2 separate regions of the Homo sapiens genome follow, and region 1 is linked to region 2. Evidence: chromatin loops called from intact Hi-C (ENCODE). Cell type or tissue: sigmoid colon. All regions are shown on one strand.

The links. Peaks named below come from ENCODE experiments on the same cell type or tissue, not always from the same donor. Only the 100,000 strongest peaks of a DNase experiment are listed, where the experiment ranks them.
Region 1: it touches region 2 in a loop (3.0-fold over the local background); 3 of 110 quality-filtered maps call a loop at or near these places.

The regions. Positions count from the first base shown.
Region 1 is chr15:98,040,928-98,044,927 of GRCh38, reverse strand. No RefSeq gene overlaps it. Among named protein-coding and RNA genes, the nearest start is that of LINC02251, 40 kb to the right of the region's middle. In sigmoid colon, no CTCF peak of the experiment used is centred here; a DNase peak (open chromatin) is centred at 1,553.
Region 2 is chr15:97,907,959-97,911,958 of GRCh38, reverse strand. No RefSeq gene overlaps it. Among named protein-coding and RNA genes, the nearest start is that of LINC00923, 36 kb to the right of the region's middle. In sigmoid colon, a CTCF peak has its summit at 2,470 (motif pointing left); a DNase peak (open chromatin) is centred at 2,468.

The sequences.
Region 1 (4,000 bases), 130 kb before region 2:
ATGTTTCCCTCCTCTTATAGAAACATGAATCTTGTCAAATTTGGGCTCCACCCTTATGACCTCCTTCAATCTTAATTACTTCTTTACCTCAAATACAGTGATAATGGGATTAGACTTTAACTTATAAATTTTGTGAGAGGACACAATTTAGTCCATAGCAGTACCTTTCATTCAATCCAGCACCAGCCTCCCACCCATGTCTTTGTGAAGGAGCCAAGCCTTCTGTGAAGCTCAGGCAGTAAAAAATTGAGTGAACAAATGGAAGTTCCTACAAATCACCCAGTTGCATGGCTTCGCTTGAATTAATTGTCTTTAAGCCAAAAGTTACCCAAATGTGTTCACCCAGGGATTCAGCAGGTGTGGAAAAGGAGGGGAAGACCTCTGAGAGGCTTATTTATGTGAAAAACTGGGGGTCCCCTTGAGAAGGAGTTCGCAATAGAGAAGCAAGAGCAGAGAGGCACAGGCAGATGGACTCAAGGAACCTTGATTCAAGATTCAGGGTAGATGGGCAGGGAGAAGGGGGTTAGCTGGGGAGCATCCCTCAGCATCTGGGGGTGAGAGTAGGGGGATTGTGGATGTATGATGACAGAAAAGGCTGAAGGAGGGGGCTTACCCTGTTTCTAAGACCCTGGCATCAAGTAGGAGCTTGGACTGTGGCTCCTGCACGGAGAGAGGAGAACAGATGGGCTACAGGGCCAGTTTCTAAGTTGGATTCAGTGTTAGCCCAAGGGACATTCTGGGCCACAAGACAACAGCCGAGCCTGCTGCCAGAAGGACATCTCTGCCTCTGGTTTGCTTGGTGTCTTTGGGAGGTGCTAGCACAGGTCCCATCCCAGCAATGACTGTGAAAAGGTCCAGGGGTGAGTTCATCTCGGCTGAGACACTCCTGAGCATCCTGAAAGCTGGCTGGGTAGGTATGTGAAGGCGCACCAGGTTTTCTAGTAGCAGCTGGGGCAGAGGCAGGCGAATACTATAATTTGCCTGTGACCCTATTCATGTCCCCAGGCTGCTGTGCCCTGAAGGGTGAGGGCACCAAGCACACCACAACCATCCTCTTTTCTGCACGGCTTTGGCCTAGACAGCCCCTGTGACGGCAGTGTTTCCATGGTGATTGTGTAAGGAATAGCTGTTCCCGGGATATTCTTCATATTTTATTTTCCTTTAGTGGAGTTGGTCAGATTAAGTCTGTTCCCGAATGAGGATCGATTAATGAAAGCTAAATGTGGGACTCGAGCCCCTTTGCAGCATCTGCAGTAGGTGAGGACAGCGCGGTGGTGTGACCGGCATCACTGAGTTTACCCAGGCAGATCCTCTCACTGCCTTTCCCAGGGACAGCCGGCCGGCTGCCAGGGAAGCCTGGATGGTGATGGGCTGTTTTTACCACCTCCGTGGATTAAGTGGGGTAGATGAGGATTCTCTGTCGGCTCATGGATGTGTCTCTTTGTTACTGAACTGTGGGGGCTGTGGTGTTCATAAAATCGGGGTCATAGTTTCATAGATGAGTCAAGTGGCAGGCCACACGGGGTCAGCAGGCTCCAAGAGGAACCCTGAGGGAAGCGTCTCTCAGCTGCAGTATCCTCGGGCCTTTCCTGCATCAGGCAGAGCCAGCAGAGCTCTGGGACGACTCAGGCCCCGGTGGGGTCACTGTCATTGGCCTCCACCTCCCAGCCCACATCACTGGACTTTACCTCCTTCCCTAGTGATTTAGTACACATAATACTGTTCATCTTCATATTCTCAGGGTCCGGCACGGTGACTGGCACATACAAGACATTTGTGAAACATTCGTGGAATGCATGAACAATGAAAATAACACTTTGTTCTCAGAGCCCAATGTGGTCTCCACGATGAATAAATACATGAATGAATAAATAAATAAATAGATACATCCATTCTCTCATTCACCCATTCATTTACCCATTGATGAACATTTATTTGGGGGATACATAATATTTGCACCTAACACGGTGCCTTGCCAATATAAAACAATCAATATCTTTTAAATTACATTGTGCCTGCCTGGCACTGGGAAAATCCAAATACTGCATGAAGCACAGTCCCCCTTCTGTGTCTGTGTCTGTAAATATTCTCCCCACTCTCATCTATCTACACACACACACACACACACACACACACACACACACACACACGGACACACACACATTTTTATTTTATTTTGTTTTACTTTATTTTATTTTATTTTTTGGAGATGCAGTCTTGCTCTGTTGCCCAGGCTGGAATGCAGTGGCAAGATCTTGGCTCACTGCAACCTCTGCCTCCCAGGTTCAAGAGGTTCTCCTGCATCAGTTTACCTAGTAGCTGGGATTACAGGTGCCTGGCACCACACCTGGCTGATTTTTGTATTTTTAGTAGAGTTGGGGTTTTGCCATGCTGGTCAGGCTGGTCTCAAACGCCTGACCTCAGGTGATCTGCCAGCCTCAGCCTCCCAAAGTACTGGGATTATGGGTATGAGCCACCATGCCCGGCCCATATTTTGGAATCATTCCTTTCAACTGGGGTATGTCTCCTGAAAAAAAACTTTCTAAAGAAGCAAATTTGAATTTAGAATTGAAATGCCTACCACGTACTGACTTTGTACTTGGAACAAGATATAGCTCCAAAAGACTTTGGTGGTTGTCTTGTCCCTGTGTGGTCACAGAAAGGTCATGTTTGATCGAGGGAGTGGGATGCAATAACGGTCTAGAGAAGAAGGCCAGTATCCAGGAAGGACAGATGGGTATGGGTGTTCCCTTCGCATACCTGCCCTGCAGGATGGCACAAAACCCCTGAACCCCCAGGAGGGATGGAAGGGAATGCATGACACGGGAAAACCACAGCAGTGTAGAAAGCTGGCGTGTGTGTTGTCATTTCTTGCCAAACCCACACTCTGGCTCATGGCAAAGGGATTAGAACCAGTCCCCTTCCATGTGCCAGTGTGCTCCTTTGGCCCTAGGAGCAGATGAGGAGTTGAAGATGGAAGAGAACTCTGAGGCTTCAGGGTCCTATGACAGGAAGGACAGTGGGTCACATCCCAGACATAGAGCAGTAAAGACAGTGGGTCACATCCCAGACATAGAGCAGTAAGGACAGTGGGTCACATCCCAGACATAGAGCAGTAAAGACAGTGGGTCACATCCCAGACATAGAGCAGTAAGGACAGTGGGTCACATCCCAGACATAGAGCAGTAAAGAGGATGGATGTTGGGGAGTTAGGGAGGGGAATTCCAGGTCTGTTGGGAACACAGTGAGTTTGAAGAGACAATAGGAAGACAAGGGTTGTATTGCAGGCTGGTGAAGGAGGGTCAGGGCTGGAGATGGGGGACCCCTCCAGAGTTGGAGACTGAAGCACCACAGTAATGAGGGAATTCAGGAAAGAGGGTCAGTGTAGAAAAGGCATTGGGAGGAGCTGAGAGAACAAACACTCAGAACTCAGATGGGAGCCAGGCAGGTCAGAGTGTGGCAGTTATCCTGCTACTAGCTCTGTGTCCTTGGGTTCTCAGTCCTCAGTTTCCATATCTGCAAAATCAGATAATGTGGGAAATCCCTTAGGACAGTACCTGGTGCGTAGAAATTCATCAGTTTTATCTGTCATTATTAGGGGGCTAAAAAAGGAAGGAGAACAATTAAAAATATGGAGCCGTATCAGAAAACCATAGGGTCAGTCACATTGACAGAATGACTTTTGTAATTAAAAAGAAGAAAGAAAGAAAAAAACTGCAACCTCTAGAGGTTTACCTGAATGGGTTTTACCACCAGCTCTGTCCTTGAAAGCATGCACAGTTGAACAAGACCTCTCTCAAGGTCTGTTTCTCTCCTAGTAAATGAACGTGTTGGGCTTTTACTGTGACACTGGTAGCCAGCAGAAGAGGCAATAATCCAGCATTTCCAATCAATGTGTTTCCATCAGATACCTGGAGACCAACAATCTCCATGCACTTTGGAACTTACATTGATCCTACTGCCTCTTAAGTCCCCCTTTGGTCTCCAGGGCTGCCCAGGA
Region 2 (4,000 bases):
ACATGAAGTGTGATGGCATTTATATTGCTAAAAACATCGCAATTACACATTTCTATAACTATGTATGTGTCTATGTTAATGCAGAGAGAAGATGCCCTCCCTGGAGGGGCTAAGCACGGAAAAGGCCAGAAAGTATTTTTACCTTACATTGAAATATTTTACAAAAATATATCATCTGAAGCTAGTGTATTTAAAAATAAATGTGCCGGGCCGGGTGGTTGGCACCTGTAGTCCCAGCTACTCGGGAGGCTGAGGCAGGAGAATGGCGTGAACCCGGGAGGCAGTGCTTGCAGTGAGCCGAGATGGTGCCAATGCACTCCAGCCTGGGGGACACAGCGAGACTCCGTCTCAAAAATAAATAAATAAATAAATAAATAAATAAATAAATAAAATACTTGTTTAAAATGAAGGGGGAAATAAGATTCTGTATTTTCTTATACTAACAAAAGTCCTATAATTTTTAAGATTTTCCTTCTAATAATTTTCCATTTGTTTCTATTTTTACATAGTTGTGCTAAGTACAAACACAACATTTAAAAATATTATATATAATTATTTTTGAATAAAGATAAGTATATATGTATTATATATATATATTATAAATATAGAAAAGGATGAAGAGGAAAACCAAAGTGTCCCATGATTCCAGTGTCCACACAGTCCTATTTAGTAATGTGGATGCCTAGGAAATGCAAGAAGTTCAGAAAGGAACACAGAAAAATGGAGGCTTTGCTCATTTTGCCTCTAAGCACCCTCCACCCAATTTCCCAAGGACAGTTCCTAGTAATGCTTTTAGGAGGGATCACCACAGCTAATATTTAGTAGGCATTTATTATGTTACTATCAGACACTGTTCTAAAGTACTTTGTAATAATTAGCCCATTTAATTCCCATAGCTCTATGAATTAGGGTCTATTGTTGTTACCATTTCACCGATGAAGAAGCTAAGGCACAGAGAAGCTAAGGACACTGCTGACAATCACACAGCTAGAAAGTGGTGAAGCCAGGATTCAAATCCAGAGAATCTGGCTCCTGAGTCTCAGTATTACCTAGTGCACCACGCTGCCCCGATTACAATAGGTCCTTAATATCACAAACTTATCTAATACCATATGTCTACATGGGTCTTTAAATATCACACAAGGGGCTAGGCGTGGTGGCTTATCCCTGTAATCCTAGCACTTTGGGAGGCAGAGGTGGGTGGATCACCTGAGGTCAAGAGTTTCAGACCAGCCCGGCCAACATGGTGAAACCCCGTCTCTACTAAAAATACAAAAATTAGCCAGGTGTGGTGGTGCGCACCTGTAATCCCAGCTACTAGGGAGGCTGAGGAAGGAGAATCGCTTGAACCCAGGAGGCAGATGTTGCAGTGAGCTGAGATCGCACCATTGCACTCCAGCCTGGGCAACAGAGCAAAAACTCTGTCTAAATAAATAAATAAATATTGCACAAGGAGGTCACAGCATACCTGCTGTGCTAAACCTTGCATTTTCCTTTTGAGAAAAGTTACCTTAATATCAGCTCATTCTAACGACCTTTATCCTTTTAATAAATAACAATATTTTCTATTGTAGGGAAATAACTCTGTTCATGAATGCTACTGCTATTTACTATTTCTTTTTTATTTTATTTTTTTCACTTTTCTTGTTTTATTTATGTTTTCTCCCTCTTCTGGGGTCAGTTTTGTGCCTTGTATTTTCCTTGAAAATGCTCTACTTTTTTTCTGTTTTATATTTCTTTCATTCCTTTATTATCCTCTTCCATGTGTTATGTGAGTTTATTTTATTTTTGTTTTACTTAACATTTTGAACTGGATGTTTAACTCATTAATTTTTTCTTATTTAATTATGTAGGTTTTAATGCCATGAATCGAAAAAACACATTTTTTTCTTGCTGTTCTGCCTTAAAAAAAAAAAAAAAACAAGAATTACTTAAGAGACAGTTTAGAATTTTCTAGATGGTTGACTTTTTCCTTTCCAATTTATACGTCTTTCCTGACTTGCACTTCTTGTTTGATGACTAAGTCTTTTTTTTAATATTATGAAGGCTTATTATAACATTTACCTTTTCCTGCCCATATTTCCCATAGTAATTTAGTTTTTAATTGTATATTTAAATACATTTCATGTTCATATCTAGCACATTGTGTCTTGCATTGAAAATGCAACATTATTGTTTCATTCCTTATAATTTTTGATGGAAAAAGCATGCTATTCTGCATATATCATAATTTCCTTGGCCATTTCTTTAGTGTTAGATATTCATATTGCTTCCAGTTTTCCTCTTACTTATTATATTGAAATCACCTTTCTTAAGGATGTGTTCCTCAACCCCATATTTTGCACTACTTCTACAATGAGAGAATTCTCTAAGTGGGATTGTGTTGGTCATATTGAAGCCCTAGGCCATCTATACCTCTCAGCCTTGAGCAGCCCCGATTCCTACAGGAACCGTGTTAGGCTGCCCTCTCATGGCAGCCACTGTCACTGCACTTGCATGGTTACTTCCACCCTGTTGATGTTGGTCCTCAGAACTGCACTGGGCAATTCAATGAGAGACTGCTCTCTTTGAAGTGAGGTGGGTTTCTCTTTATTCCTAGGATGTTCCTTCTTGATGCCCCGCATTTTCATATACTAAATCTCAGAACCCTTCCCCAAATCATCTCTGAGAGTTGAGACTGACGACATTGCTGGAAAAGAACCACAGAATTTGTACTCTAAGAATAGTTGGGATCATTTTTCTGTAAGCTAATTGTCATGCACTTATCTGTATAAAAAACTACCTACCACTTTTTACCTTCACAAGAAACCTTGAAATATTTCTCTGCAAGTTAATACCCATCACATTTTAACCTTATATATAATGTTACTTTGTAAATGAAAAAGGTTTTTCTTACATATTTTCAGTAGTAATGAATGGCTGGGCCGGGGCTGACCCATGGACATATCCACAAGGGAGGCTAGAGAACCAATCTCTTGCTACAAAACAAGACTTTTCTGCAGTGGTGTTGGGTGCAATGTGGCAGGCTGAGCTGATTCTCTTGTTGTGAAATTGGTTCAAGCCAGCACACACTGAGACCCTCTCTTGACTGTATTCCCTTACTTTCCATGTCCTGCCAATTCTATTTGTCAAGCATCACTCAAATCCATCCATCTCTCCTCCCACTGCCAGCACCCTGCCAGTTCTAGGTGCATTGGTATCTTATCTGGATTTCTGCATGAGCCTCCACCTATCTCCTGCTTTCAGACTTGCCTTTTTAGTCCCTTCTCTGCTTAGAAGTGAGAAGGATCTTTTGGTAAATGGAAGGGTCTTGTTCTGTTTCCCAGGCTGGAGTGCAGTAGTGTGATTGTAGCTCACTGCAGCCTTGAACTCCTGGGCTCAAGTGCTCCTCCTGCCTCAGCCTCTCAAGTAGCTGGGACTATAGGTGTGTGCCATCACACCAGGCTAATTTACTTTTTTTTTTTTTTTGGTAGAGTCAGGGTCTCACTATGTTGCCCAGGCTGGTTTTGAACCCCTGGCTTTAAGCAATCCTTCCATCTCAGTTTCACAAAGTGCTAGGATTACAAGAGTGAGCCACCATGTCTGGCCCTGGGATATTATTTATTTTTTTTACTATCACTTTTTTTTTTGCATAAAAGCCTTTGGTAGTCTCTATAACTCTTGTAATCAAATTCATATTTATTAACATAAGCAGGCTGTGCTTCCTCCGCTGCCTCTGGGCTCTTCTGCATGCTGTTCTCTTGGAACACACTTCTCTCTCTTCTCTATGGGGCTAACTTTGACCAATCCTTAATTCCAATCCGAGGTTTGACTTCTCTGGAGAAATTTTCCTTTATCTTCCAGGTTTCCTATATGCCTCCTGTAATCCAGTATCCCAAAGTTCTCATATTGTGTTAGTTCCAACAAATGAGATTGTAAGCTGTGTAAAGTTGAGGGTATCTTGGTCATGTTTGCTATATCAGTGAGACATTGTGTTTGACTACTAAGAGCAGAGACTAAA